Linked DNA regions of Homo sapiens: regions 2 and 3 are each linked to region 1. A link is an interaction called in ENCODE POLR2A ChIA-PET data of the cell type or tissue named here. Cell type or tissue: HepG2. All regions are shown on one strand. Each heading gives the region's core, and the rest is flanking DNA. Links, peaks and the distances in the headings are about the cores only. Region 1 has its middle 36 kb from the start of SAP18. Region 2 overlaps LATS2 (large tumor suppressor kinase 2). Region 3 overlaps LATS2 (large tumor suppressor kinase 2).

Evidence for each region. Peaks named below come from ENCODE experiments on the same cell type or tissue, not always from the same donor. Only the 100,000 strongest peaks of a DNase experiment are listed, where the experiment ranks them.
Region 2: POLR2A ChIA-PET joins it to region 1 with 5 read pairs; 2 of 35 experiments call an interaction of 5 or more read pairs at or near these places.
Region 3: POLR2A ChIA-PET joins it to region 1 with 5 read pairs; 2 of 35 experiments call an interaction of 5 or more read pairs at or near these places.

What each region holds. Positions count from the first base shown.
Region 1 is chr13:21,098,741-21,109,536 of GRCh38, forward strand. It overlaps the pseudogene IPPKP1. Among named protein-coding and RNA genes, the nearest start is that of SAP18, 36 kb to the right of the region's middle. RefSeq lists a silencer at 3,306-3,473. In HepG2, for the core only: no CTCF peak of the experiment used is centred there; DNase peaks (open chromatin) are centred at 2,571, 3,521 and 4,451; H3K4me3 peaks cover 826 bases.
Region 2 is chr13:21,021,892-21,032,687 of GRCh38, forward strand. All of the region lies in intron 2 of LATS2 (large tumor suppressor kinase 2), which reads right to left. Among named protein-coding and RNA genes, the nearest start is that of LATS2, 34 kb to the right of the region's middle. In HepG2, for the core only: no CTCF peak of the experiment used is centred there; no DNase peak of the experiment used is centred there.
Region 3 is chr13:21,034,715-21,044,351 of GRCh38, forward strand. The region is part of intron 2 of LATS2 (large tumor suppressor kinase 2); the gene reads right to left. It also overlaps the pseudogene RNU4-9P. Among named protein-coding and RNA genes, the nearest start is that of LATS2, 22 kb to the right of the region's middle. RefSeq lists enhancers at 774-1,598, 2,690-3,678. In HepG2, for the core only: no CTCF peak of the experiment used is centred there; no DNase peak of the experiment used is centred there.

The DNA.
Region 1 (10,796 bases), core at 1-5,000:
CAAAAATCTACATGCTTGTTTAGAGTTCCAGGTGATCCTGATACAGGTAGTCCTAAGAACCACAAATTTGGATACACTGGTGTGGAAGAAGATACGGGACCTTCAGCCACAGGTCCAGCTGATGAAATGAAATTCATGGCGGCTGTTCAGAAAGTTGTTTGACCTTAGGCAATTGAAGAAGCCTAGAGAGGTGGTATGTGCACAAAGTGGAATACTACAGAATTATAAAACATCATGCTATAGCAGATTTAATGACATGTCAATATGCTTGTTAGGAGGGGTGCGGTGGCTTACGCCTGTAATCCCAGCACTTTGGGAGGCCAAGTTGGGCAGATTGCTTGAGCTCAGGAGTTCGATACCAGACTGGGCAACATGGTGAAACCCGTCTCTACTAAAGATACAAAAAATTAGTCCGGCGTGGTGGTGCATGCCTGTGGTACCAGCTACTCCGGAGGCTGAGGTGGGAGGCGGAGGTTGCAGTGAGCTGAGATCGTGCCACTGTACTCCAGCCTGGGTGAGAGTGAGACCCTGTCTGAAACAAAACAAAAGAAACAAACAAACAAACACACACACAAACAAAACCCCCAAAATGTTTTTTATATATTGTGTAAAAAGGAGGTTATTATGTTTATTTTTTATTTTTATTTTTGTAGTATGTTATACTCTAATGAAAAGTTTTTTTAATCACACCTGTAATCCCAGCACTTTGGGAGGCTGAGGAGGGCAGATCACTTGAGGTCAGGAGTTGAAGACCAGTCTGGCCAACATGGTGAAACCCCATCTCTACTAAAAATACAAAAATTACCTGGGCATGGTGGCAGGCACCTGTAATCCCAGCTACTTGGGAGGTTGAGGCAGGAGAATGGCTTGAACTGGGGAGGCAGAGCTTGCAGTGAGCCGAGATTATGCCATTGCACTCCTGCCTGCACTCTAGCCTGGGCAGCAAAACGAAACTCCGTTTCAAAAAAAAAGAAAAGAAAAGAAAAGTTTTTTAAAAAGGAGATTACCAAAAGTTAGTTTCATTCTATATTTGTAGAAAAGGTTATATATGTATGTTATTTATTATATAAAATTATACATTTAAGGCCGAGCGGTGGCTCATACCTGTAAACCCAACTCTTTGAGAGGCTGAGGTGGGAGAACTGCTTGAGGCCAAGAGTTTGAGACCAGCCTGGCAACAAAGTAAGACCGCGTGTCTAAAAAATAAAAATAAAAAATAAGCCCAGCGTGGTGGTGCGTGCCAGTAGTCCCAGCTACTTGGGAGGCTGAGGTGGGAGGATCTTGAGCCCCGGAGTTGGAAGCCACAGTGTGTCGTGATTGTGGCACTGCACTCCAGCCTGGGTGACAGAGGAAGACTCCATCTCTAAAAAATAAATAAATAGATAATATGCATGTATTGATAACTTCAAGATAGATACCGGCATGTGTGCCTGTGTCTGTATATATGTAATATTAAGGACATTTTCTTGAAAATGAAAGCATCTTCTAAGGGAAAAAAGAAAAGTTTTCCCAGCAGCCCTAGCTGGGAAAGCATTAATAAGGTCAAGTAGCTCTTCCAGAGCAAGCCTCTCCTCGCTGCGGTGCAGGGACAAGTACTGACTGCTGAGGACTCCCAGCTTCCTGGACACCTTGATGCCCCCACGGCACAGGAGGGCCCTTCTGGTGGTGACCTGGCTCAGCTCTTCTCAGAGAAAGCGAGGCCCATCCCGCAGGCACGGGATGCTTCAGTGGTGGAGAATTAAAGCAAATGGAAAAGCGTCTTCTGAAAAGATGTGCTTTCCTGTCATGCTGTCCTGAATTTGTGACCCAAATCTTCTCAGACAGCTTTAGACATTAGTGAAAGCATCAGTCTTAAGAAAACTTGTTCATGTTTCCAGGGAAATGTCTTATTTTCATGCACGGGTTAAAATTCCACACATTTCTGACAATTAAATGTCAGAAATCTATCATTTTTTCTCAATTTAAGGAAATATCTTTGTTAGAGATTCAACTGTGTTCCCAGAAAGGTTGGAGTTCTAACGTCCAGTAAGTTCAGAATGTGACCTCTTTTGGAAATGGGGTCTTTGCAGAGGTAATCAAGAAAAAATGAGGTTAATCCAATATGACTGGTGTCCTTATAAGAAGGGGATATTTGGGCCGGGCACGGTGGCTCACACCTGTAATCCCAGCACTGTGGGAGGCCGAGGCAGGCAGATCACCTGAGGTCAGGAGTTCGAGACCAGCCTGACCAACATGGTGAAACTCCATCTCTATTAAAAATACAAAAAAATTAGCCAGGCATGGTGGCGCACTTGGCAGGCTGAGACACGAGAATTGCTTGAGCCCCGGGGTGGAGGTTGCGGTGAGCCGAGATCACCCCACTGCACTCCAGCCTGGGCAACAGAGTGAGACTCTGACTCAAACAACAACAACAACAAAAAAAAAAAAAAAAAAAAAAAAAGAGGCTATCTGGACAAAGATAGGCAGAGACAGGGTGATGTTTGTACAAGCTGAGCAACACCGAAGGTTACCAGCAACCACCAGAAGCTGGGGGAGAAGCCTAGAACGGATTCCCCTCCCAGCCGCAGGAGTCAACCCTGCCCATACTTTGATCTTGGACTTCCAGCCTCCAGAACTGTGGGGGAAGTAAACGTTGTTTAAGCTACCTCGTGTACAATGGCACTTTGTTCTCGCAGCCCAGGCAAACAGTACCTTTATTCTGTCTTGAAAAAATTATTATAATGGCAATATATAATCATTGTAAAACATTTCGGAAAATGAAGGAAAGTATGTGTTTGTCCATTTGGTTGTTATAACAAAATAAACACAAGAAAATTATTTCTGGCATTACTGGAGGCTGGGAAGTCCAAGAGCAAGGCATTGGTTGGCAGATTCCATGCCTGGTGAGGGTCCACTTCTTGGTTCCTAGACAGCCCTCTCCTCACTGTGTCCTCACATGGCCAAAGAAGTGAGGGTCTCTGGGGGCCTCTTTTTTTTTTTATTTATTCAAACAAGTATAATTCTCAAGTTATCACAAAATATCCCCCCCCCCAAATTTACAGTCAGCAAAATAGCTTCCTTATTTCTCATGTATCATTTTCATATAATTCCATGGTTTCACTAATATTATATGTTACAATAAGCCTCCACTAGTCCCTCAAAACGATGATATAAATAATCAGTCTGTACAACCTAGCCTAGAGTAAAAAACTGAAACCAAGTTTCCCAACGTTTTTCATAGCAGCCGGGCACACTTTGGTGACCCCAACGAGAAACCTCTCGGCAGCAGACAGGAGCTGTTCACCTTCCGGAAGCAGGGCCTGTGGCAGCCTGACAGGGAGAGGCCATGGGGCCCAAAAACGCAACTTGTTTCAAGGCAAACCTGAGGGAGGAACTTGGTCTGGGAGGAAGAGAAAACTAGCTCCTCAACCACCCCAAACACCGGAGTGTCAGGAAAGCAGTGAGCTGTCAGGGCACACTGTCCTGCCCGGACACAGCAGCTCAGCCAGTCACAGCTCCACCTCCAGCTTCTACAGCAGCAATTTCCAGTGGGAAAGAACACCTCATCTCCCCCTCATGTGAAAGATAAAATCGTAAAGCAAAAAAATTGGTCAATGCTCGCATGAGTGGTGTCCATCCTGACCTGAGTCTCGCACTCCCTGCTGCCCCACCTGGAGCTGTGGGCTTCAGCACCTCCACAGGGACCCTGAGTCTACATTGCTCAGAACTGGCATCTGCATGACTGTGAGGTCATGCTCTGCAGCAAGGTACCACCTAAAAACCTGTGTTGATATGTGGCTTGCACTGAAAAAGTGACCATGTAACTCAGCTGGGGAAAGTTCCAGTAGTATCCATGTTTTCTTAAAAGTCCAAACTGTAAAATGTATGTGACAAGTCAAGTTTTCTATGTTAAGAGTCTGGTGGTAGCAGATCAAACCTTAGGTCTTAGAATAAGGCTTTTCGCATTAGATAATCAGAGACGAGCACTGGTTGGGAAGGAAGAACTACCCAGAAGGTCTTCCCAGGGCTTAACGGACACTTCCATTTTAAGAATGAGAGCAGCTTCCTGGGACACAGCACTCATGTCCTACATTTCTTTTCCAGGAAGATGTTTCTAGTGCTCTTCAAATGCATGTCTCCAAGAGGCAATCCCACCTCAACAGGGGTTAAAAGCAAAAACATTCACAACCAAAGGTCACCCAACCCAACAGAAAATAGCTCTATCATTCAACCTTCACATTCTATGTTCAAGTTTCAAAGACACTGCAGGGAAAAAGTTAGATCTTGTGGAGAACTAATGTGCAATCTTCACTTTCCTTGAACCGAGTCGACATCATGGTATTGTCTTTGGCACGTACAGTCTTTGAATAGTAGTTGATGATCTTGCCATCCAGTTTATACTGATAGGGAATGCTCTCGTAGGGCTTGAGGTCAAGGTCCACCACAGACATGGAGAAAGCAACCCTGGGCCTTGATGAAGGGATGACAGGCCTTTGATCAGATCTGGCATCCTGCAGACACGGAGAGAGTGCAATCATGATGGAGCAGTCCTTGGCAGTCATGGTGATGCAGTACTGCTGCACCTTGAGGCCGAGGAGGGCGGATCACTTGAGGTCAGGAGTTCGAGACCAGCCTGGCCAACATGGTGAAACCCCATCTCTACTAAAAATACAAAAATTACCTGGGCGTGGTGGCAGGTGCCTGTAATCCCAGCTACTTGGGAGGCTGAGGCAGAAGAATGGCTTGAACTGGGGAGGCGGAGCTTGCAGTGAGCCGAGATTATGCCATTGCACTCCAGCCTGCACTCCAACCTGGGCAACAAGAACGAAACTCGGTTTCCAAAAAAAAAGGTCTGTCACAGTAACGACAGTCATGCGTGACATCACTCGAGAAAGGAATAAACCCACGTTTTGGCTTAATCTCTACACACAGAATCGGCCGATGGTGCTCTGAAAAGTGGTAGGTCTGAAGTCTGGTTAAATGGAGAAGGCACATACTGTAACCACTGAGAGTGTCCAGGTCCTTGTCACAGTGAGACTCTGGTCTTTCAGATTGTATCTTTATTTTATTTTTATTTTTTAATTTTTTTTGAGATGGAGTCTCATTGTGTCGCCCAGGCTGGAGTGCAGTGGCGCAATCTCGGCTCACTGCAATCTCTGCCTCCCGGGTTCAAGCGATTCTTCTGCCTCAGCCTCCCGAGTAGCTGGGACTACAGGCACACACCACCACGCCCGGCTAACTTTTATATTTTTAGTACAGGCGGGGGTTTCACCATATTGGCCAGGCTGTTCTCGAACTCCTGACCTCGTGATCCGCCCACCTCAGCCTCCCAAAATGCTGGGATTACAGGCGTGAGCCACCGCGCCCGGCCCAGATTGTATCTTTAAACGAAGCTGTTTCACAAACTCTAAAGGTGGCTGAACAACTTCCCCACAATGAACATAGTTCTCCCCCAAAAACTCCATGACATTTTTGCCAAAGTCCACTATGTTCTGCAGGTGCTGAAATATCTCTTCCGAGGTCTTCTTCCTATTTGGAGGAAACTTCAGAAAACTCAGCGAGACACAGCGCTGCACGTGTGGTAGGTACCCTCATTAATTCGCGTCCATTAGCCCCTCTTCCATGCCCTGGCGCAGCCCTGGCGCCTCGCGGGCTGGGACGCGGGAGCGCGAGCTGGGGCGCGGGAACGCGAGCTGGTGGCTGCCCGCCTCGCTGGGCACCAGCCACTGCCATCGGGAGAGGAGTGCCTGTCAGCTGCCGCCACCCACTCGACCCTGCCGCCGCGACTCGCAAGCTGTGGCCCTTTGGGGCTTCTTTTATAAGGGCACAAATCCTATTCATGGAGGCTCCACCCTCATGACCTAATCACCTTCCACAGGCCCCACCTCCTGCTACCATCACACTGAGGGTTAGGATTTCAACACGTGAATGGGGCTGGGGTCACACAAACATTCACACTGGAGCACACACTTCCTTCTAGAAGGAAGAAAAGGAAAATCACCGGTGCTACCACCAAGAGACTTACTCCTCTGTGCACTCATTTGCCCATTCAGCAAATCTCTGATGGAGCAGGTGCCGCGCTGGAGGCCAGGGAGGGGCGGTGCAGCAAACAGAGGCCTCGGCTTTGAGGAGTCAGGCAACAGAGTACAGTCAATCCACAAACACACCAGGTAGCTTAAGTGCGAGGAAGAGAGAGGATGCAGGCATGAACCACAGCGCCCGGCCCAGAATGTACATTTTTAAAGTTTGCTACAGTTGTCTAGTGACCTTCCGGAAGGTCATGCTGATTTGCCCTCCACACGGCACTCTGTGGGTGTGCCTGTTTCCCTACATGCTTTCTAGTGCTATGTCCAGAAATCCATCTTCACCAGTCTTATTTTCACTGGCACTAGCCAATATAGTTTAAAAAGGAGATTTGGGCGGGGCGCAGTGGCTCACGCCTGTAATCCCAGAACTTTGGGAGGCCAAGGCGGACGGATCACGAGGTCAGGAGATCCAGACTATCCTGGCTAACACGGTGAAACCCTGTCTCTACTAAAAATAAAAAGTTAGCCGGGCGTGGTGGCGGGCGCCTGTAGTCCCAGCTGCTCGGGAGGCTGAGGCAGGAGAATGGCATGAACCCGGGAGGCGGGGCTTGCAGTGAGCTGAGATCGCGGCCACTGCACCTAGCCTGGGGGACAGAGCGAGACTCTGTCTCAAAAAAAAAAAAAAAAAAAAAAAGGAGATTTGGGGCCGGGCACAGTGGCTCATGCCTGTAATCCCAGCACTTTGGGAGGCCGAGACAATCGAATCACTTGAGGTCAGGAGTTCAAGACTAGCCTGGCCAACATGGTGAAACCCTGTTTCTACTAAAAATATAAAAATTAGCCGGGCGTGGTGGCACACGCCTGTAATCCCAGCTACTCAGGAGGCTGAGGCAGGAAAATCACTTGAACCCGGGAGGCAGAGGTTGCAGTGAGCTGAGATCACGCCATTGCACTCCAGCCTGGGCGACAGAGCAAGACGCTGTGTCTCAAACAAACAAAACAACAACAACAACAACAAAACCCCACTGTGGCTGGTGTCATCATTATTACTGCTGTGTTGTTTCTGCTGTTGGAACAGTACAAATGGGAAAAAAGTAAAAAGGAAGAGAGTTTACCAATTATCTAAAATGAAATACTTAACAGGTTAGAGAGTCAGAACTTAAACCTAGAAATTCTGACTCCTGCTCCAGTGCTTTTTCCAGTTAAGCTGCTGTGGTTTTTTTTTTTTTAATTTTATTTATTAGTTTCCCTCTGCCTTCTTTTGTCTGTGACACATTGGGGTTCAGAGTGAGTGGGTGTAAATGAGCCTGGAACAACTCCTTGTGCCAAGCGGCAGGGAAGCCATCAGACACTGACAGGCCCATGTCAGTGAGTCCCTGGCTGGAGTTGAAAGTGCCACTGGCTAAGGAAACATTTGAAAATTTCTAAATCTGTGAATTCAAAAAGAGACTAAAAACAATGATGACCACAACTTTGTTGCTCACCCTTGAAGAATGCTAGGAACCAACGTTTAATTTTGAAAACCAGCAAATAAAAGGAAAGCAGTTAAGTATTTATTCTGTGCTTCCAATATGAACTGTACTACTGGGTAATCAGAGAGCTGACAGAGGGGCAGCTCCTATTTACAAAGTAATCCAGCTGATTAATGAAGAACAGAAAAATGAGAGTACCACCACGTGCCGCCCTTGTGTGAGATCTACCCAATGGCACACACACACAAAGCACACAAAACCGAGCAGATGTTCTGTGTGGAAGTGCACACCACCACTGGTGAAGTGTTTTTGTAAAAGTTTTAAATTTAAATCTGACGCAGCATCTCAATCAATTTCTGGGAAATATAGGGAACTTGCCAAGTGAGCATTGAAGTGAGGCTGCCGTTGGTAAAGTCCAGGAGCCGAAAAACTCCACAGGACAGACAACCTGGCTTCTTCATCTGAAAATTTGCGAGGAAAAAAAGAGAGAGAGGGCGAATTTATGGATTAAAAGAAAATTAAGTTGGGTGACTTTTATGGAATAGAAATGATACGTCAATCAAGCTGCTACAAAAAAACTAATTAAGAAGCTTATCAACCAGGACTCATAGGGCTCTTATTTGGATCCTGATTAGAAAAAAAAATGTACTAAAAAAGTTTTATGAGACAATTGGACATTTAAACACTGATTTCCAATTTGGTAATCTCAAGGGATTAATGTTTTAAAAAATTATGTATAATAATGGTATTTTGGTTATGTTTTTAGAAGAATCCTATCTTTTAGTGACACTGAAATATTTATGGATAAAAGTATATTATTTCTGGGATTTCTTCAAAATAATCTGGGATTGGGAAAGTAGGTGGGGTAGAAATGAACCAGGACATACCGCTACTTGATACTTGTTGAAGCCTGATGAGATACCTGTGGGGTCATAGTACTATTCTCTCTATTCTTGCATATATTTGAAAATGTCCATGATAAGAACCAAGGTTTCAGTATGCAGAGATTATGTAAAAGAATACTTCTCAGGCTGGGCATGGTGGCTCACACCTGTAATCCCAGCACTCTGGGAGGCCTAGGTGTGTGTATCATCTGAGGTCAGGAGTTCGAGACCAGCCTGGCCAACATGGTGAAACCCTGTCTCTACTAAAAATACAAAAATTAGCCAGGCACGGTGGTGCATGCCTGTAATCCCAGCTACTTGGGAGGCTGAGGCAGGAGGATCACTTGAACCCAGGGGGACAAAGGTTGCAGTGAGCCAAGATCACACCACTTCATTCCAGCCTGGACGAAAGAGCGAGACTCTGTCTCAAAAAAAAAAAAAAGAATACTTCTCCCACCTTATTTGAAATTTTTAAAATTAGAGACAAATCAAATGGAGTCTAAGTTAATATTTTTGGTACATCCTTGGGATGAAATACCCTGCTCCCATTACAAATGCATATGTCCACAATATGTTGTAAGCAATAAATCAGCTTACAAATGTAATTTTAATTTAATTTTAATTAAAACAGGAAAAAGATATTACATGCCCATTGTAAAAAGCAACTCAAATAATACAGAGGGGAAGAAGGTAAAGCTTCGCCTCCTTTCTCCATCCTTGTTGATGGGACTCAGATTCCTCTTTCTTGTGTATTTTTTACAGACCTTTTCTGTGTGATTCATAGTTTTGGCTTTTCCAGGTTGTCAGAGTTGGAATCATACAGTATGTTGCCTTTGCAGATTGGCTGCTTTCACTTAACAATATACATTTGAGGTTCCTCCATGTTTTTTATGGTTTAATAGCTCAGTTCATTCTAACACTGAATAACATCCCATTGTCTGGATGAACCACAGTTTATCCATTCACCTACAGAAGGACATCTTGGTTGCTTCCAAGTTTTGGCAGTTGTGAATAAAGCTGCTGTATTCCATGTGCAGGTTTTTGTGTGGACATAAGTTTTCAATTTATTTTGGTAAATACAAAGAAGCACAAATGCTGGATTGTATAGTAACAGTATGTTTAGTTTTCTAAGAAACCATCAACTGTCTTCCAAAGTGGCTGTTGGCTGGGCATGTGGCTCACTGCAATTTGGTAGGCCGAGATGGGAGGATTGCTTGAGCTCAGCAAGGAGTGCAAGACCAGCCCCGGCAACATAGTGAGACACTCTATCTCTGCAAAAAAAAAAAGGAGAAAACAAAACAAACAAAAAAACTGATGGTGTTTGATATAGCAAATTTTTATGTATTTATTTATTTTGAGATGGAGTTTCACTCTTGTTGGCCAGGCTGGAGTGCAGTGGCGCGATCTCAGCTCACTGCAACCTCTGCCTCCTGGGTTCAACTGATTCTCCTGCCTTAGCCTCCCCAGTAGCTGGGATTACAGGCATGTGCCACCACGCCCAGCTAATTTTGTATTTTTAGTAGAGATGGGGGTTTCACCATGTTGGTCAGGCTGGTCTTGAACTCCTGACCTCAGGTGATCTGCCCGTCTTGGCCTCCCAAAGTGCTGGGATTACAGGCGTGAGCCACTGCGCCTGGCCCACGTTTTTACAGTTAGTTTATATCTTACAATTTTCATTGGCAGTTTCATTGTAGGTTTAAGTAATAAACCAGGAAACTTTAAAAAATAGATGATAGATAAATCCCTCAAGTGCTTCCCGGTGCCCTCGGGATAACATACAACTTTCTTACTGGGACTTCCTATGTTCTTTATAACTGGCTCCTGCTCACTCGCCAACCCCAACTCTCCTCTGTAGCCAGCCCCCTAAGCATTCCATCCTCTGTCCTTTGCACATATATTCAACTCTGTCTGAAGGCCAGCCCTGCACACCTTCCCCCAGCAATCTCTATTTATCCTTTAAGTCTCGATGTAGAATCATTTATTCCATGAAGCTGCCCTGGTGTTCCCCTCCCCCAACCCCACACTTTGAACTTCCCTAGCATAGCGCTTTTCACCCGATGACAATTGTCTACTTGTTTGATGTCTTCTGAGGAGGTCAGCCAGCCCTGTGACCAGAAGGCATCAGCCCTGAGTTAAGTCTTGCTCACTGTTCTGTTCCTAGCCCCTAGCAGAGGAAGCCCAGCTCCACCATGGGCTCTGGCCAAGTGTCTGTTTTCTGAGTCCTTCTTGTCCCTATCGTAAGGCCCCTCTCTCAGCCACCTCCACATGCCTTTCACGGGGCCCAGGCTCCTTCAGGCGCTCTCCCCATGGCATGCAGGGTGTGCAGGACAGCACGAGGCTGCTCGGGTCACATGCTCGGGAGCCTCAACCTACCACGGCCTCTGTACTACCCTTGTGCCCTGAGGAGCTCTGGGCTCCCTGAGCTGTGGGATCCC
Region 2 (10,796 bases), core at 4,264-9,263, 73 kb before region 1:
AAGCTCCTCAGACTTCTCAAGCTGTTCTGACAGAGAAAAACCAAAAATCTTTACTTAGACTATCTGTTTCCACACTTTCTTCGTTAGAGGAGCTGATTTTTTTTTTGTGACTGAACTGAAAGTATAGTGGGCCCTGGGTGAAATAGAAAGATGAAATAGGAGAAAAGACTATTTTCGTGGGTTCTCAAACTTGTGGAGGAGCTCTGAAAAATACCAATGCCCAGAATCCACCCTGGACCAATTAAATCAGAACTTCTAACAGATGTGTATGTATGCCTGTGTGTGCATACATGTGTACATGTGTGCAACTACGTAAGTGTGTGAATATGTGCATGCATGTGTGCCTATGTGTGTGGACGTATGCATATGTGCGTGTGCATGTATTTGTATGTGCATGTGTGTGTGAGTGTGCATGTGTGTGAATATCTGTATATGCCTAAGTGCATGTACTGAGTCAGGACTGAGAACCATTGCTCAAGGCCATGCATGCACCTAGATGGCCTCAAGTTCCTCAAACACAACCCCCACTAGCCCCGAAAGCCTAAAATCCCTGACATCTCACTTTTGTACTGCACGGTTAGAAGGTTCTTCCTGTATCCTGCAAAGATTGGTCCAGGTGGACCTTGGACCCACTGGCCCTTGTTCTAACCACGCAAAACACACCTTGTCCCTCATTCAAAATGTTTGAAAAGATCAAATGAACTGTACCAAAGTCAGAGGAAAGCTTTTTGTTTATTGTCAGAGTGCTTTTAGGAATCCCGCGTTTACTGCCTGAGCCACAGAAATGTAATACTGAAGGGGGAGAGAGATGAGGACTATGAAGCAAACACACACAAGGCCAATTTAGATATGAGAGTGGGGATTTATGTGTTTTTATAATACTGGAGTGGGTATAAACAGAGCTATCCACCCTGCGAGAGAATAAAAGATCCTCATTATGTTCATAAAGGGATTTTGCAGATTATTTCCTGCTTTAAAGGAAATAATCATGTTTCCTAGAACACATCTATAATCTTCATCATATACAAATAAGCAATAGACTCCCCTTCTTCACTCTCCAGCTGGACGCTTGGGCAAGGGTGTTTTGATTTTCTCTGATTAGCCAGGAAAGGGGGTGTGGGGGAAGCCACCCTCACCCTCTAGTCCAGCCCAGCAATCCCACTGCATGCACCTGCAGAGCCCCAGGGGGGCAGTGTCGCTCGAGCCGGGGACTCCTTTCCAAAGATCGCTCCCGGCATCCATAGCGCTGCATCGAGGGCTCCGGGCTCCGAGGGCTCCGAAGGCCGGGGAGTGGGACCAGCTCCCACACAGGAGACGCAGCTCAGGGCTTCTACATTTCTAGGAATGCTAAAAACCCAATTTTCTTAATTCCTTTTTTTTTTTCTTTTTAGAGATAGGGTCTCACTACGTCCCATCCTCCTGCCTCAGTCTCCTGACACACTGGGACCACAGGCGCTCGCCCCCTCTCCAGGCCCAATTTTCAGTGTGAAAGCTCTTGGTTCTTAAAAGTTGGAAAGACATTTTTAAAAAACTTGTAAGACACCGTGTGGGTAGAATAGAACCCAACTGCAAGTACACGGACCCCTGCACTTCCCGTCCTTGGCCTCTGTTCTCGAGGCGGGGCCAGGACTCTCCACGCTGCCGGAGAGCCCAGACAGTGTCTGAGATTGATGGTCAATAACACAGCAAGGTCTTAGGATTTCAAAAGGATGGGAGGGAGGTCCACCAAATGACACATTTTCTATGACTGGCTTTAAAAAAAAAAAAAAAAAAAAAAAAAAAAAAAAAAAAACAAACCTCGGCCGGGCGCAGTGGCTGACGCCTGTAATTCCAGCACTTTGGGAGGCTGAGCCGCGTGGATCACCTGAGGTCGGGAATTCAAGACCAGCCTGACCAACCTGGAGAAACCCCGTCTCTACTAAAAATACAAAATTAGCTGGGCATGGTGGCGCATGCCTATAATTTCAGCTATTCAGGAGGCTGAGGCAGGAGAATCGCTTGAACCCAGGAGGCAGAGGTAGCAGGGAGACGAGATCGCACCATTGCACTCCAGCCTGGGCAACAAGAGTGAAACTCCCTCTCAAGAAAAAACAAAACAAAACACAACTCAGGGGGCTTTGGAAAACAAGCAGGCATCCTCGGGAAGGGCCCCCCAGGGAGTTTACAGACCTTCCCCAGAAAGGTTAAAGTGTCTCGCTGTGCAAAAAAAAAAAAAAAAAAAAAAGAAAAAGAAAAAACAGCTTGAAAAATAACAGGAATGGGCCGGGCATAGTGGCTCACACTTGTAATCCAGACACTTTGGGAGGCTGAGGGGGAGGGATCACTTGAGGTCAGGAGTTCAAGACCAGCCTGGCCAACATGGTGAAACCCATCTCTACTAAAAATAAAAAAAAATTAGCTGGGTGTGGTAGCACATGCCTGGTAATCCCAACTACTGAGGAGACTGAGGCAGGAGAATTGTTTGAACCTGGGAGGCGGAGGTTGCAGTGAGCCGAGATCGCGCCACTGTACCCCAGCCTGGGCGACAGAGTGAGACTCTGAATGATAATAATAATAAATGATAATAAATAATATAAAAGTTAACCCTTTTTAGGTTGGCTGGACTTTCAGTGGGGTTCAGTGGCGGTTCTCGCCAGGGCATATCTAAAAGTTGAGTATGGCCCTGCGGGAGCTCTTCCTGCATAGCGCCTCACGGATGACATCTCACTTTGACGGTCATCACTGACCAGCACCGTGCTGTCCCACAGAAATGTAACTCGAGCCACATGTGGAATTTTCCATTGTCTTATACCCACATTAAAAAAAAAAAAAAAAGTACTGATGTTAAAAGATGTATATTTCAACCCAATACATCCAAATATTAACATTTCAACAAGTAAGCAATGTTAGAAATACTGACATTTTATATTCTCTTTTTTGCACTATGTCTTCCAAATCGGGTGTGTATCCTATACTCACTGCACACCTCAATTGAGATGAGCCCCATCTCAAGGCCTCCAAAGCCACGCATGGCCTGGGGCTGTCCCCACAGGCTCAGCCAGGCCCAGAGACACGCACATTTATGTACAGCCCTGCAGACCAGGCTTCCCCCATAACTTTTTGCCTGGTTTTGTTTTTTGATTCATTGATTTTTATATATTTAACAGGTTACTATCAATTATAATCAGTATTCCTTTATGGCTGATCTACTACTTGCTACTCCCATGAAGTCTGTAAGACACCTTTAATGAGGTATAATTTATGGTCACGGGGCCAGGTGCGGTGGCTCACCTGAGGTCAGGAGCTCGAGACCAGCTTGGCCAACATGGCGAAACCCCGTCTCTACTAAAAAAAAAAAAAAAAATACAAAAATTAGACGGGTATGGTGGCAAGCACCTATAATCCCAGCTACTAGGGAGGCTGAGGCAGGAGAATCGCTTGAACCCGGGAGGCAGAGGTTGCAATGAGCCAAGATCATGCCACTGCACTCCAGCCTGGGCGACAAGAGTGAGACTCCGTCTCCAAAAAAAAAAAAAAAAAAAAATTATGGTCATGAGTGAGGAAGAGTTTCTGGTTGGCACCTGAGGGGGTCGGACACGGACATGGGATCATTTTCTGGAAGACCTGTGGAGGGTTTCTTGAAAGGAACAGTACCAGCTTATTCAATAACTCTACCTTTTGGTGTCATGCAGGATGGATCACTTAGGTTTTATTCCTCTTCATGACACGTGAGGTAGTATGCTATGAAACTCTGTCTCATCGTCATTAGGTCTGCACTCATTGACCCAGACAGGTTCAGATCTTGCCTGACACTGCTCACAACATTATTTGGACATACTAAATGTATGCTGGTCAGCTGGTTCATACATGGTGAGGTCTCCTGTCCTCTGCACGGAGGAGGAAGTGAAATTATTGCTGTGACCCCTCAGTGTTCCAGGCTAGAAAAAAGCAGAGCTGTGGAGATGCTACTGATGGCCATACGGCCCTGTACGTCTGGGTTGATTTTTTCACCAACCGTGACTCTCTGACTAGGACTAGATTAGGGACCCCTGTTATAAGGTTTGTTTAAAGTACAGCCTGGTTTTGGCCTTGATTTTGCCTGATGTTTTGCAAGAGACTCTCCACCCAAGACCTAGCCTGACCATCTTTAAGCCACCTCTGAAAGCACTGGCCATAAAGAGGGCTGCCCATGAAATCAACACCAATCCCTGGAATACCCATCGGATGCCCCACCCTCCTCTAGGCATAAGAAAGAAGAGAAGGAAACGAATTATTTGCATCCACTGTAACTGGACCGTTCAAGTATGAAAGATGTATACACCAGTAAAATCACCATCACACCAAAGATACAGAATATTTCCATCAATCCCCAAATTTTCTTAGTGCCCCTTTATAGTACTCCCTCCCTCCACCCCACCCTAAGTAACTAATTATCCACTTTTTGTCACTATGAGTTAACCATTCTCTAAACTACTAAATAAATAAAACTGTGCAGTATGTACTTTTTGTGTTCAGCATCTTTCGTGCAGCATGATTTTGAAGCCCATTGATGCTGTTGTATAAGTGGTCCCTCGGGTTTCTTTGTTTTGGTTGGTAGCATTCTATTGTAGGGATGTGCCAAAATTCATCCATTCAACTGTTGATGGACACTGGGGTTGTTTAGTTTTTTGCTATTACAAATAAAACTACTATAAATATTTGTGTACAAGTCTTTTTGTAGACATGTTTTCATTTCTCTTAAGTAGATATATAGGAGAGGAATGACTGAGACATACGGTAGGTATGTTTGACTTAAATTGTTTTGCCCTGGCACCATAGCTCATGCCTATAATCCCAGCACTTTGGAAGACAGAGGCAAGAGGATTGTTTGAGCCCAGGAGATGGAGACCAGCCTAGGTAACATAGCAAAACCTCATGTCAATTTTTAATTTAAAAAACATTAGTAAATAAACTGCTTTACAATTCTATGTGAATTTTAAGAAAATTCCAATTGCTGTACATTCTCACCACTACTTAGTATTATCAGACCTTTATACTTTAGCCTTTCTAATGAGTATATAGTAGTATCTCATTGTGGTTTTAATTTGCATTTCTCTGATGATGAATGATGTTGCTTATCTTTTCATGTGCTTATTTGACATTCCTCTATATTTTTGTGAAGTGTCTACTCAAATCTTTTGCCCATTTTTAAAGGTTTGCCTTTTTATTATTGAATTCTAGTTCTTTATATATTCCAAATGTGAGTCCATTGTCAGATATATGTATCAGTAATATTTTTTCTCATTCTGTGGATTGAGTTTTGTTGTTTTAATGTCCTCTAAAGAGTAAAGACTTTTCATTTTGTAAACATCCAATCTACCAGTTTTCCTTTTACGTCCCATGAATTTTGTGTTGGATCTAAGAGATCTTTGCCTTTCTCAAGGTTGCAAGATTTTATCCTATGCTTTTTTCCCCAAAGTTTTTAGCTGTTTTATATTTAGTTCTACAATCCATTTTGACTTAATTTTTGTGAATGGTGTGAGGTCAGAGTAAATGTTAATTTTGACTCATCAGACTATCCAATTGTCTCAGCACCATTTGCTGAAAAAACAAACAAAAACCCTCAACCTCCGCCCTTTTCCTCATTGAATTTTCATGGTACTTGTGTTGAAAATCAATTGTAGTAAGTCCCATGTAAGTGTGGGTCTATTTTTGTACTCTGTTCCACTACCTGTCTATCTAGTCTTATGCCAATGCCACACTGTCTTGCTTAGCTTTAGAGACTACCCACAATAGTCTGGTCCAAAGTCAGGTCTAGCAGTTTTGAAAGTAAGGTAGTTTAAGGACTCTACCTGTGTTCTTTTTTAAAACATTGCTTTTGCTATTCTAGGTACTTTGCAGTGCCATATGAATTCACAATCAGCTTGTCAATTTCAATTAAAAAAAATAAATAAACCTGCTGAGATTGTATTTGGATTCTGCTGGATCCACAGATAACTGTGAGAACTGCCGTCTTAACAGTATTGAGTCTTCTGATCTGTGAACATACTCTCTCCATTTATTTATTTATTAATTTTTTATTTTTTATTATTATTATACTTTTAAGTTTTAGGGTACATGTGCACAATGTGCCGGTTAGTTACATATGTATACATGTGCCATGCTGGTGTGCTGCACCCATTAACTCGTCATTTAGCATTAGGTATATCTCCTAATGCTATCCCTCCCCCTTCCCCCACCCCACAACAGTCCCCAGAGTGTGATGTTCTCCTTCCTGTGTCCATGTGTTCTCATTGTTCAATTCCCATCTATGAGTGAGAACATGCGGTGTTTGGTTTTTTGTCCTTGCGATAGTTTCCTGAGAATGATGATTTCCAATTTCATCCATGTCCTTACAAAGGACATGAACTCATCATTTTTTATGGCTGCATAGTATTCCATGGTGTATATGTGCCACATTTTCTTAATCCAGTCTATCATTGTTGGACATTTGGGTTGGTTCCAAGTCTTTGCTATTGTGAATAGTGCCGCAATAAACATATGTGTGCATGTGTCTTTATAGCAGCATGATTTATAGTCCTTTGGGTATATACCCAGTAATTTATTTTGATATTTAATGTGATCAGCAATGCTTTGCAGTTTTAAGTGTACAGATCTTGCACATATTTTGTTAAATTTATCCCTAAGTATTTTGTATTTCTAAATACTACTGTAAATGAAACTGCATCTTAAATTTCAATTTTCTGGAGTCTCGTTCTGTCACCAGGCTGGAGTGCAGTAGCGCGATCTTGACTCACCGCAACCTCCGCCTCCCGGGTTCAAGCAATTCTCCTGCCTCAACCTCCCAATTAGCTGGGATTACAGGCATGCACCACCACGCCCTGCTAATTTTTGTATTTTAGTAGAGACGGGATTTCACCATGTTGGCCAGGATGATCTCGATCTCTTGACCTTGTGATCCACCCGCCTTGGCCTCCCAGAGTACTGAGATTACAGGTGTGAGCCACCGTACCCGGCCAAATTTCAACTTTCAAGTGTTCATTGCTAGTTCACAAAAAAACTACTGATTTTTGCATACTGACCTTGTATCCTGTGACCATGCTAAATTATTAGAGGAAATTATTAGTTCTGGTAACTTTTAAAAATAGATTCCTTAAGGTGTTCTATAAAAAGGATCATGTCAAATGCAAATTGTTATACTTCTTTTCCAATCTGTGTACTTTTATTTCTTTTTTCTTTCCTTACTGCACTAGCTAGGACCTCCAACAGAAGATGAAAGAGGACATCACACTGTATTACTAATCTTAGAGGCAAGTTATTTGGTTTTTCACCATTACATGTTGATGTTACCTGTGGATTTTACAGAGGTACCCCTCAGCAAGTTGAGGAAGTTGCCTTTTATTCCTAGTTTGGTGATAGCTTTTGGTACAAATGGCTGGTGGATTTTTCTGAAATGCTTACTCTATCTATTGAGATGATGAAATGGTTTTATTCTTTATTTTGTTGATATGATTAATTATATTGATTTTCTAATGTTTAACCTTGTATATCTGGGATATATCCCAGTTGATCCTGATGTATCATCTTCTTACCAAATGCCATTTACTAATATTTTGGTAAGGATGTTTGGATTTATATTGCATTTATAAAAGATATTGGAATGTCGGGTGCGGTGGCTCATGCCTGTAATCCCAGGACTTTGGGAGGCCAAGGCAGGCGTATCACGAGGTCAGGAGTTCGAGACCAGCCTGGCCAATATGGTGAAACCCCATTGCTACTAAAAATACAAAAATTAGCCGGGTGTGGTGGTGCACACCTGTAGTCCCAGCTACTCGGAAAGCTGAGGCAGGAGAATCACTTGAACCCGGGAGGCAGAGGTTGCAGTGGGCCAAGATTGCACCACTGCACTGTGGCCTGGGCAACAGAGCGACACTCTGTCTCAAAAAAGAAAAAAAAAGATATTGGGGATGGGCGTAGTGGCTCACGCCTGTAATCCCAGCACTTTGGGAAGCCAGGGTGGGTGGATCATGAGGTCAGGAGATGGCAGGCAGGTCATCTGAGGTCAGGGGTTCAAGACCAGCCTGGCCAACATGGTGAAACCCTGTCTCTACTAAAAATACAAAACTTAGCAGGGCATGGTGGCATGCACCTGTAATCCCAGCTACTCAGGAGGCTGACTCAGGAGAATTGCTTGAACCTGGGAGGGGGAGGTTGGACTGAGCTGAGATTGAGTCACTGCACCCCAGCCTGGCAAAAGAGCTAGACTCTACTTCAAAAAAAAAAAGGAAAAAAGAAATCCACCCCCATGGTCTAATCATCTCCCACCATGCCCTACACCCTATCTCCAACACTGGGGATTACATTTCAACATGAAATTTGGGTGGGGACAAATATCCAAACTATATCAACAATCTACTTAAATGTTAATTTTGAGTTACACTAGAAAAGGAACTCTGCTGGCCGGGCGTGGTGGCTCACACCTGTAATCCCAGCACTTTGGGAGGCCGACACGGGTGGATCACGAGGTCAGGAGATCGAGACCATCCTGGCCAACACGGTGAAACCCCGTCTCTACTAAAAATGCACAAAATTAGCCAGCCGTGGTGGCGGGCGCCTGTAGTCCCAGCTACTCGGCAGGCTGAGGCAGGAGAATGGCGTGAACCTGGGAAGCGGAGCTTGCAGCGAGCTGAGATCACACCACTGCACTCCAGCCTGGGCGACAAGAGTGAGAGACTCCGTCTCAAAAAAAAAAAAAAAAAAAAGAAAAAAAAAAAGAAAAAGAACTCTACAATAATATATTTCCATTTAACTCCCCCAACTCATAGTGTTGTATATCAGATCTATAGGTATGATAAACCTATCAATAAAGTATTGTTTTTACTTTAAATATTGATGTCTTTTAAAGAGATTACAAGAAAGAAAATAAAAAATAAATTAGTATTTTATACTTATTGATATCTACTGTTTCTAGTGCTCTTCATTCCTTCCTGTATATCCTTTAGCATTTTTCCCCCCATACACCCACCCCTTTAATATTTCTTTTAATACAGGTCCCCTGGTAACAAATTTTCTCAGATTTTTGTTCCCCCGGAAATGTCTTTACGACACTTTCATTTCAGAAAGACAGTTTGCTAGATATAAAATTCTCGGTGTATTTTTTTCTTCAGCACTTTGTGTCATTTCAATATATGCAGCATTTATACTGTCTAATGAGAAGTCAGCTTTTAATCTTATCTTTCTTCTGTATGTAACATCATTTTTCTCTGGGTGCTTTCAAGATTTTGTCTTTATCTTTGGCTTTCATTAGCTTAAATATGATAGGCCTAGGAGTTGTTTCCTCTGTGTTCATCCTGCTCTTGGTTTATTAAGCTTCTTAGATCTGTACATGAATGCTTTTCACCACATTTGAGAAGTTTTTAGCTATTACTGTGTCAAATGTTTAGGTATTTCCTTTCTATTCTTGGATTTCAATTTCACATATACTGGACAACCTCATATCATCCCACAAGTCACTGAGATTTCTGTTCAATTTTTTTCTATGATTTTTGGATTGGGTAATTTCTACTAATTTATATTTCAGTTTACTGGTTCTTTCTACTGCCGTACCTAATGTTATGTTGAGACCATGTAGCCAATAAAAATTTTTTCACCTATTTTGCTTTTCAGTTTAGAGTTTCCATTTTTGTAGTTTCCATTTCTCTGTAAAGATTTCCTGTCTGGGGCTGGGTGTGGTGGCTCATGCCTGTAATTCCAGCACTTTGGGAAGTTGGGGAGGGGGAGCATGGGATCACTTGAGCCTAGGAGTTCGAGACCAGCCTGGGCAAAATAGTGAGACCCTGTCTCTATAAAAAAGTTAAAAAGTGAGCTGAGCGTGGCGAAGTGTGCCTGTAGTCACAGCCACTTCAGAAGCTGAGATGGGAGGATTGCTTGAGCCCGGGAAGGCTGCAGTGAGCTGTGATGGCACCCACTGCACTCCGGCCTGGGTGACAGAGCAAGACCTCGACTAAAAAAAAATTTTCTGTCTGTGCATCACTAACCCTGTATTTTCTCTTAATTCTGACACATTTCCCTTTCATTGTCTGAATATATTTGTAATAGCTTTTTAAAAATTGTTTAAAAAACTAACAAAATTTGTCATTTTAACCATTTCATGATAGCTGTTTAAATGTGCTGTCTGGTAAAGCCAACATCTGGTTCCTCCTGGTGCTATTGACTGCCTTAGTTCCTAAGGGTTTCACTTTCCGTTTTCTTACCATGTGCAGTAATGATGGATAAAAACAATACTGTTGATAATACGTTGCAGCAACACTGCATTCTAATGGGTTAGGTACTCTGTTTTATAGGTAAGAGCTATGTGCTGCAATTTGACTAAATTCACATACAAACTGATTTCTACTCTGTTCTTATGGCTTACCACTTTTTATTTTATTTTTTGAGACAGAGTCTCGCTCTGTCACCCAGGCTGGAGTGCAATGGCGCGATCTTGGCTCACTGCAACCTCTGCCTCCCCCGGGTTCAAGCAATTCTCCTGCCTGAGCCTCCTGAGTAGCTGGGATTATGGCGCCCACCACCACGTCTGGCTAATTTTTGTATTTTTAGTAGAGACGGGTTTTCGCCATGTTGGCCAGGCTGGTCTGGAACTCCTGGCCTCAAGCAATCGCCCACCTCAGCCTCCCAAAGTGCTGGGATTATAGGGGTGAGCCACTGCACCCAGCCTTTTTTTTTCGTTCTTTTTTAAGCCCATCAGCTATCATTAGTATTAGTGCATTTTATGTGTGGTCCAAGACAATTCTTCTTCTAATGTGGCCCAGGGAAAAGATTGGACACCCCTAAATAAT
Region 3 (9,637 bases), core at 1,958-6,957, 62 kb before region 1:
CACCTGGGGCCGCTGCCGAGCCTACACAGCTAGGCTCGTTGCTGGGGGAGGATACAGAGGGGAGAAGAATTTCCTGCCGTTTCCCACAGTACAGGAAAGTCATCAAGAACTCTTAGGAAAAAAAAGGCATCCGCTAACAAATAAGTCAATTATAGAAGATTACAAATTGTAAAAATTTAACTATGAAAAAAATCTCCCCTCTAAATACACTACTACAAAATATATCTAAGATGGGGCTGAGCACAGTGGTTCATGCCTGTAATCCCAACACTTTGGTAGGCCAGGGCGGGAGGATCACTTGAGGCCAGGAGTTTCAGACCAGCCCGAGAAACATAGCAAGACTCCATCTCTATTGACAAGAACAAACCAAACAAAACCAAAACAAAACAAAAAAGCAAGAAAAGAAATCTAAAACGAGTAAAACCTAATATATAAAAAATTGCATGATGAATGTGGCTTTAATTCAAGAGCTATGAATTTCTGGCAAGTAAATTTTAAGGCCAAAATAAAGAGAAGCTGGGTAGTGACTATGATAATGGATGTGGCATTTTTTTTTTAATTTTGAAATTCATCATAACCCTAGTAAAAATAGTTCTAAAAGAGAGCATTGTTAAATGCCATAAAACATTCTATTTCCTTGTTGGTTTTTCCCCTATTTACATCCTTGTTGGTTTTCTCTATTTACATCCACAAATGGTTTGGCAATGACAGAAACAGTTTAAATGAAGCCCCCACACAGAATTGCATGCAGACTGGAGACCCAGAACTCGGAGCCCCTCTCCCAGGGCCCCATCCATCAAGCCAGGCAAAATTGGGGTTCCAGGCAACAAAAACCATCAATCTAGACTGTACATGAGTTCCCGCCTAGATCTCTACAACCACATGACAGCAAATAATCTCAGCAGTAAACGTTTGGTGTGACACAACAGGCATTAAGTGAACAATATTTATGATCTCCAATATTTTTCACATTATAGCCCACATAAAAAATGCTAATATCTGTACTGCACACTGGGATAGAAGAGCAGGTTGCTCGCAGTGGAGGGACCCAGCTCCCAAAGGGCTGCAGGGACCAACACCACAGCACGCAAGTAGCCAGTGATTCCTAGAGCCCACCTAGGACCTGCGCCACTCACAAAGGTAAGTCATTCAGGGAGCAGAGAAAAGGCATTTCCTCAAAAGCCCCCTTCCCCTTTTTTCGGGGAACAGAGTCTTGCTCTGTCGCCCAGGCTGGAGTGCAGTGGCACGATCTTGGCTCACTGCAACCTCTGCTTCCCAGGTTCAAGTGATTCTCGTGCCTCAGCCTCCTGAGTAGCTGGGACTACAAGCGTGTGACACCACACCTGGATAATTTTTGTATTTTTAATAGACGGGTTTCACCATGTTGGCCAGAGTGGTCTCGAACACCCGACCTCGGATGATCCACCCCCCTCAGCCTCCCGAAGTGCTGGGATTACAGGCGTGAGCCACCGCACCTGGCTTAATTTTTGTATTTTTAGTAGAGACAGGGTTTCATCATGTTGGCCAGGCTATTATCAAACTCCTGACCTGACAAGATCCAACCACCTCAACCTCCCAAAGGGCTGGGATTACAGGTGTGAGCCACTGTGCCTGGCCAAAAGCCCATTTTAACAGGAAAGTGGGTCCAGTCTCAGGCACTTAATAAGAGCCTCCCTACTCACCGCCAAAATGAGAGCTTTCTAGTACTTAAAAGTGGAGAACTATTACCACTTTCTATTATCACACACATCCATTACTGCAATTAAGAACACAAAGCCCAGCCCTTGCGGTGGCTCACGCCTGTAATCCCAGCACTTTGGGAGGCCGAGGTGGGCAGATCACGAGGTCAGGAGTTCAAGACCAGACTCACCAACATGGTGAAACCCCGTCTCTACTAAAAATACAAAAATTAGCCCGGCATGGTGGCGCGTGCCTGTAATCCCAGCTACTCAAGAGGCTGAAGCAGGAGAATTGCTTGAACCTGGGACACGGAGGTTACAGTGAGCCAAGATGGCACCACTGCACTCCAGCCTGGGCGACAGAGCAAAACTCCGTCTCAAAACAACAACAACAACAACAAAAAACAACAACAAAAAAGCCAACTATTAAACTGACAGTTGCTTCTAGTTTTTAGTAGTAGTAGTGATAATATTCATCGTTAGCAGGGTTGGAAGTATAAATTCAATTGAATGATTTTTAAAAACCCACTTGGCAATACAAATAAGAATGGTAAAAATGCTCTCAACATTTACGCTAGTAATTCCATTCCTAAAATGTATTCTAAGGAAGTCAGTAATATCCATAAGAAGGTGTGTAGAAGAATGTTCATGACCAGCTCTTTACAATAAATTATGGGACATCTATTTGAACAATGGAATACAATGCAAATGTTAAAAATCATATTTTAGGACCGGGTGTGGCGGCTCAGGCCTGTAATCTCAGCACTCCGGGAGGCCAAGGCATGTGGATCACCTGAGGTCAGGAGTTCTAGACCAGCCTGGCCAACATGGTGAAACCCCATCTCTACAAAAATACAAAAATTAGCCAGGCATGACGGTGGGTGCCTGTAATTCCAGCTACTCAGGAGGCTGACGGGGGAGAATCGCTTGAACCCCAGAGGGGGAGGTTGCAGTAAGCCAGATCATGCCATTGCATTCCAGCCTGGGCAACACAGCAAGACTCCATCTCAAAAATCATAATAATTTTAAAAATCATATTTTAAAAGACTATTCAATGGAATGAAAATGTTTATGACGTAATGCTTGTCTCTGTGCTTCTCTGTTAGGTGTTTTTGAGAGCTTGCACAGTTCTGGGTCTTAGAAAGTGGCGACTAGAACAAAGCCACTGTCTCACAGGCCTTAAAATCTACAAAGGGAGACGCACAAACTACTTAACAGCAGATTCTGATAAACACTGGGGGAGAAAATTATGGTGTCACGGGAGAGAACGAGGGACCTAATTTTGACTGGAGGCTCAGAAAAGGCTTTTCTGAATCACAGACCCAAAGATGAGCCCTGAGGGAGAAGTGGGCCTGGTCCCGCAGCAGGGCCAGCACTGGGCAGCCTGAGAGACAGGCAGAGTGGGCAGGGCCAGGGTGGTCAGGACCAGGGCGGGTAGGGCCAGGGTGGGCCTGCCAGCAGCTGGGATCCTGCAGCTACAGGTGGGTCCTGTCCGCCAACTCCCAGGCACCATCCTGAGGCCAGAGAAAAGGTTTCCAGAAGGGAAATGACAGAATCTTCCCTTTTCAGAATGAGGGGGGCTAGACACGGTGGCCCACGTTTGTAGTCCCAGCTACCTGGGTGGACCGCTTGAGCCCAGGAGGTCGAGGCTGCAGTAAGCCATGATCATGCCACCACACTCCAGTCTGGGTGACAAAGCAAGACCCTGTCTCAAAAACCGAAACAAAACAAATCAGACTGAGGAGGGTACTGTGCAGGGAAGGCCGGAGAAAGACGCAGAAGGGGCAACCAGGAGCCACCAAGATCCCAGGAGCAAAGGTGGAGCCTGTACCGGGGGCAGGAGAGGCCAGTGCATGAGGTGCTTCCGAGGAGAACTGACTGGGGTGATCTGATGGGCTACAGGACCTCAATTCTGTTACACAAAAAGTGTGTGTGTGGTATATGTATTATATAGTTTAATATATAATTCCATCTTTTTTTTTTAATTTAAAAAAATAGACAGGGTCTTGCTGTTGCCCAGGCTGGCCTTGAACTTATAAGCTCAAGCAATCCTCCTGCCTCAGCCGACCAGACTGTTGAGATTACAGGTGTGAGTCACTGCACCCCACCTATTTTATCTCTCTCTTTCTTTTCAGTCTCTGTAGAGACTGTCAAAAATCGCCAGTGCTGACTACATTTCAAGTTGTTATGGTGGGGTATTGGAAAGTTTCCAATTAGCAATAATCGCACCTTGGACAAACTTCATTGGCTATGACACTGCCACTGTGCAAAGCTTTATCTATTTTTGTAATTAGAAAAAAGTTGTGCAGTTTTATACCAACATGTTAACAGCAGTCTTACCAGGTGGCCGAGGCGGGCGGATCACCTGAGGTCAGGAGTTCTAGACCAGCCTGACCATCATGGAGAAACCCCGTCTCTATTAAAAATACAAAAAAATTAGCCGGGCGTGGTGGTGCATGCCTGTAATCCCAGCTCCTCGGGAGGCTGAGGCATGGCGCATTGCTTGAACCCGCGAGGCGGAGGTTGTAATGAGCTGAGATCACCCCACTGCACTCCAGCCTAGGCACAGAGTGAGATTCCATCTCAAGAAAACAAAAACAAAAACTAGGAGCAAGGCTTAAGGGGAGAGGGGATTATGACACAGAGGGGTATGCTTTGCTTGTGTCTTGTCAAAGTAATTTAAATTCCTACATTAAAAAGGTATGTGGTGTGCCTTCTGGAAGAGCCAAATTTAATTTGAAAGCCACTAAGAAAAAAAAAGGGGAAAAGGCAAGGAACTGCTACACCCAAAAGCCATTGTAATACAATTTCCTGTTACATGACCGACATTCCTAAACTTAAGTGTTTCTTTCTTCCTTCTCCTCTTATTAATATTTCAGCACGCGTGTTCAGTAACACCAAACGGTGGTTCCCTTTCAAGAGGAAGTGAGAAAGAGGAAATGTACATGTTATCTAAATTCCTTTTATCTTTTTCATTAGCAAAATATCTTTAGTACAATGAAGAATCCTGTGGCAGGATCTTGTCACCAAGACAAAGGGCTAGGAGATTAGTGTTACCATTTCTCTATAGCTTTTTTGGTGATGCATATTGTTAGAATTAAGCCAAATAAATATCCCGAGGAGATCTGCATTTCTGGTTAGCATCTTTTCCAGTGTCTGACAACTGAGGTGAGGGTTTTGGCTGGACTAGTACACAGAACTTTCACTGGTGAGCAAGCACTGATTGAGCACATGCTCTGCAACATGGGAGGCCTTGTGGGCACAGAGGGATAAACTCCCAAGATCCAGGCCTCCAGAGACACTGCCTAAGACAGGGAGAGCAAGACGGGAACATGACAATCTGCCAACACAATGCCCAATGCATGGAGCATCCTTGGGGTTAGAAATAAATTTCTGAGGCCAGGCAAGGCAGCTCACACCTGTAATCCCAGCACTTTAGGAAGCTGAGGGTGAGTGGATCCCCTGAGGTCAGGAGTTCGAGACCAACCTGACCAACATAGTGAAATCCCATCTCTACTAAAAATACAAAATTAGCTGGGCGTGGTGGCGCATGCCTGTAATCCCAGCTACTTGGGAGGCTGAGGCAGGAGAATCACTTGAATCCGGAAGGCAGAGGTTGCAGTAAGCCGAGATAGCTCCATTGTATTCCAGCCTGGGCAATAAGAGCGAAACTCCATCTCAAAAAAAAAAAAAAGAAAGAAAGAAATTTCTGACCAGGCATGGTGGCCCACGCCAGTAATCCCAGTACTTTGGGAGGCTGAGGCAGGCGTATCGCTTCAGACTAGGAGTTCAAGACCACCGTGGGCAACATGGTGAAACCCCGTCTCTACAAAAAATAGAAAAATTAGCCAGACATGGTGATGTGCGCCTGTGGTCTCAGTTACTTTGGAGGTTGAGGCGGAGAATTGCTTGAGCCCAGGTCAAGGCTACAGTGAGCCGAGATTGCGCCACTGCACTACAGCCTCGGCGACAGACCTTGTCTCAAAAAAAAAAAAAAAGAAAGAAAAAGAAAAAGAAAGAAATGTCTTTGCTGTGGAAGTTTGAATAGGAACAGCTCGATCCAGGTGGAAGAACCAGGAAGAGCCTGTGTAAAAAGGAATCTGAGTGGAATCACAGAAGCTACTAGAATCCAGATAGGTGGTGATACTTCCAACCAACGAAATCATATGTCAGAGAGACCCAAAGTAAGCAAGCGGGAAGAGCTGTCTGGGAGGCCATGCTGTGTGGCTGAGACACTGCAGAGAGCTCCTCTGTAGAGGGGAGCATGTGGGGAGGATAAGACCAGGGTCTGGGAGGCCCCAGGAGCTGCAGCAGAGCCAAGGTGGGAGTCAGGCTGGCCAGCTGCCAGGGACGTGGGGGGCAGCCATGTATGGATGCCCAGGGAATGAGAGGAGGGGAGAGGGACCCTGATAAACTCCATGCCCCACAGACATGAGGGAAAGGAGAAGCAACCCCTATGAGGATGGAAATGAGAAAAGAATTCTTATCTGAGGAATCTGAGTCCTTTTAAATTATTAGGCCCAGAGAGACATTAAACTGAGAGAACAATCACATTCTACTTCCCCCTTGAGGCATGTGTTCACCTTTTTTTTTTTCTGAGGCAGAGTCTCGCTCTGTCGCCCAGGCTGGAGTACAGTGGCACGATCTGGGCTCACTGCAAGCTCCGCCTCCTGGGTTCACACCATTCTCCTGCCTCAGCCTCCAGAGTAGCTGGGACTACAGGCGCCCGCCACCATGCCCGGCTAATTTTTTGTATTTTTAGTACAGACAGGGTTTCACCATGTTAGCCAGGATGGTCTCGACCTCCTGACCTCATGATCTGCCCGCCTTGGCCTCCCAAAGTGCTGGGATTACAGGTGTGAGCCACCGCGCCTGGCCCACTCCCTTTTCTTATTAAGCAGATGGCCCCTGATTCACTGAGCAGCTGGTGTGGACACTGTTCTCAGGAAGGCTGCCTCTCAGTGCACATCCTGACCACTGGCTGTCTTCTTTATGCCCTTCCTTATTTGATCTAATATAATCAGTTTATCAGTTTGTTTGTTTACATTTCTTCCCTAACCTCATTCCATTAAAGTTTTAAATCACTTAAACATGATAAAGTGGGGGGAAAGAACTGGATTAATCAGGATTAGGAAATTACAGCTGACACAATATTCAGGACCAGGAAAATGTATCAATGCTGAGCCACAGACTGGGCACCCCTCAGCAGATCAGAGGGAGGGTGGACAGGCAGGATACAGGTCATCCACAGAGAAAAAGCCCATGCCAGTTTCTCAAGGAAAGCAGAACCCTTTCCTAGCACTCGCATCCAAACAAAGTTCTCACATAAGTCTTCCTAGAGGGGACACCATGTGATAAAGTGCTTTGCTATTCTAAGGGGTCCAGGGGGCCATGGGCCTCCCCTGGGAGTTACTGAATTGGAACCTCACCCTCACAGGACTCATAGGCACCATCCTGAGTGCTATAATTAAGAACAGTGAGTGCAGTGAGCTGACGACACCCCCACCTACCCACACCATGCAGATGTTCCCCCTATAACCCACTGCAACCAGAGAGAAAACAAGTCCCAGGCTTCCGCAGAACAGAAATATTTTGCATATTTAAATGCAAACTTAAATGATCACTTATGCCAATAACTATCCAATGCTCAAAATATGATACTCATAACCAAAAAACTTACCTTTCCAATTCCTTAAATCTATATTTAAAGAGCAGCTCCTCCCATAAGAAATATTAATCTAGTGGCCTAGTTTTTTTCTACAGGAATTTTTGTAAGTTTTCAGTAATTTATGTGCAAAAGACTAATAAACATATCATTTGACATACACATTATATCCTTACACAGAAAATACCCTTGAGTCTTTTACTTTTTCCAGAAATTTCCATTTTAAAGTATTTTAATTAAAAATATACCCAAACATGCTAGTTACATGGGTGGGTTTAATATGCAAAAATTCACTATGCTGTGTGCTTAGAAATTGTGCACTTTTAAAGTAAATTTTACTTTAATTAAAAGTTAAGGCTGGGTGTGGTGGCTTGAACTTATAATTCCAGCACTTTTGGAGGTTAAGGCCGCTTGAGTCTGGAAGTTCCAGTCCAGCCTGGGTAACATAGTGAGATGCCATCTCTAGAAAAAATTTTGAAAACTGGCCAGACGTGGTGGCACGCCTGTAGTCCCAGCTACTTCAGAGGCTGAGGTAGGAGGATTGCTTGAGCCTGGAAGGTCGAGGCTGCAGTGAGCATTGACCTCACCACCACACTCCAGACTGTACAACAGAGCAAAACCCTCTTAAACAGACAAAACAGTAGGAGTGGCTGGGCATGGTAACTCACGCCTGTAATCCCAGCACTTTGGGAGGCCTAAGAGGGCGGATCACAAGGTCAGGAGATTGAGTCCATCCTGGCTAACACGAAACCCGTCTCTACTAAAAATACAAAAAATTAGCCGGGCGTGGTGGTGGGTGCCTGTAATCCCAGCTACTCAGGAGGCTGAGGCAGGAGAATTGCTTGAACCTGGGAGGCAGAAGTTGCAGTGAGCCGAGATTGCGCCACTGCACTCCAGCCTGGGCCACAGAGCGAGACTCCGTCTCAAAAAAAAAACCAAAAAACAAAAAACAGTAGGAGTGAAAGGGGTAAAGCTGCAACAATAAGAACTCTCGGCCAGACGTGGTGACGCACGCCTGTAATCCCAGCACCTTGGGAGGCCGAACGAAGCAGGCAGATCACTTGAGGTCAGGAGTTTGAGACCAGCCTAGCCAACATAGTGAAACCCCGTCTCTGCTAAAAATACAAAAATTAGCCAGGCGTGGTGTTGCGTGCCTGTAATCGCAGCTACATGGGAAGCTGAGGCAGGAGAATCACTTGAACCCAGGAGCCCAGGTTGCAGTGAGCCAAGATGACGCCACCACACTCCAGCCTGGGCAACAGAGCAAGACACCGTCTAAAAAAAAAAAAGAACTCTATTATACTGAATTCAAATCATCTTTTTAACAAACTGATGCATACAACTCTAAAGGTACGGTTATCTTTTTCTCTTATTATTTGGGTTCACATAATGACTTTCCTACCTGAATTTTCTGAACGCAAATACATTTTTTATCTAGGCCAAGAAAAGTGTGAGTTGGAGGGGAAAGGTGGAGGCACAGCTGTTTTAAGTTATAAAGTAACACCACACACCAAACTGAATGAATTATTTCAAGGGCATTAAATATGGTAAATGGAGGCCTTTCTGCTAGCAATTAACATAAATTAAATGTTGATGGAAACTTCATCGGTGTCATGATCCTTACTTTTAGTGTATTTGTGTTTCTGTATTGGAAACAGCACTGGCTTTATTACTTCTTGCACTATAATTATCACTAATGGATTTTACCCTAATAAGATCCCACCTGTATTTGGGATTATTTGCTTGACTTGTTTCTTTTTCTCACAGCTGAAACACAACCGCAAAGAACACAGGGGCTTGGTTTGCCTCCTTTGTCTGCAAGTGATTTACAGGAGAAGATTTTAAGCTCTGCTGTTGGCCTGAAAGTTTCTCTGCAATCTTACTCCAGATTTCCCCAGGACTGCTCCTTCCCTACTTTCAAAACTGCTGGGTTCTGTACGTCAAGGGATAATGCTTGGCAGCATATTTAACTTCATGCTTTCACAATAAGAATGTCTGTGCCTTTGCTGTCAGCTTCACTGCTGAAACACTCTGCACCACATTACTCACAACCCTGTGCTTTATCAAAGCAGCTCGACATAACAATCCTCACTATATACAAGTTAATCCCAGTATGGCCCAAATTATCAAGGAAGCCCTCTATAAAACAGCAGGATTCATTTCACAAACATCTCCTCTGAGAAATGTAAATTCTCTATTTAAGGTCTATGGTAATAAACTACAAGAGGATTGAGAGTGGTTTTGGAAATAACAAATAACACTGTTAGCCTTTTCCTATGACTGCAACACCAGG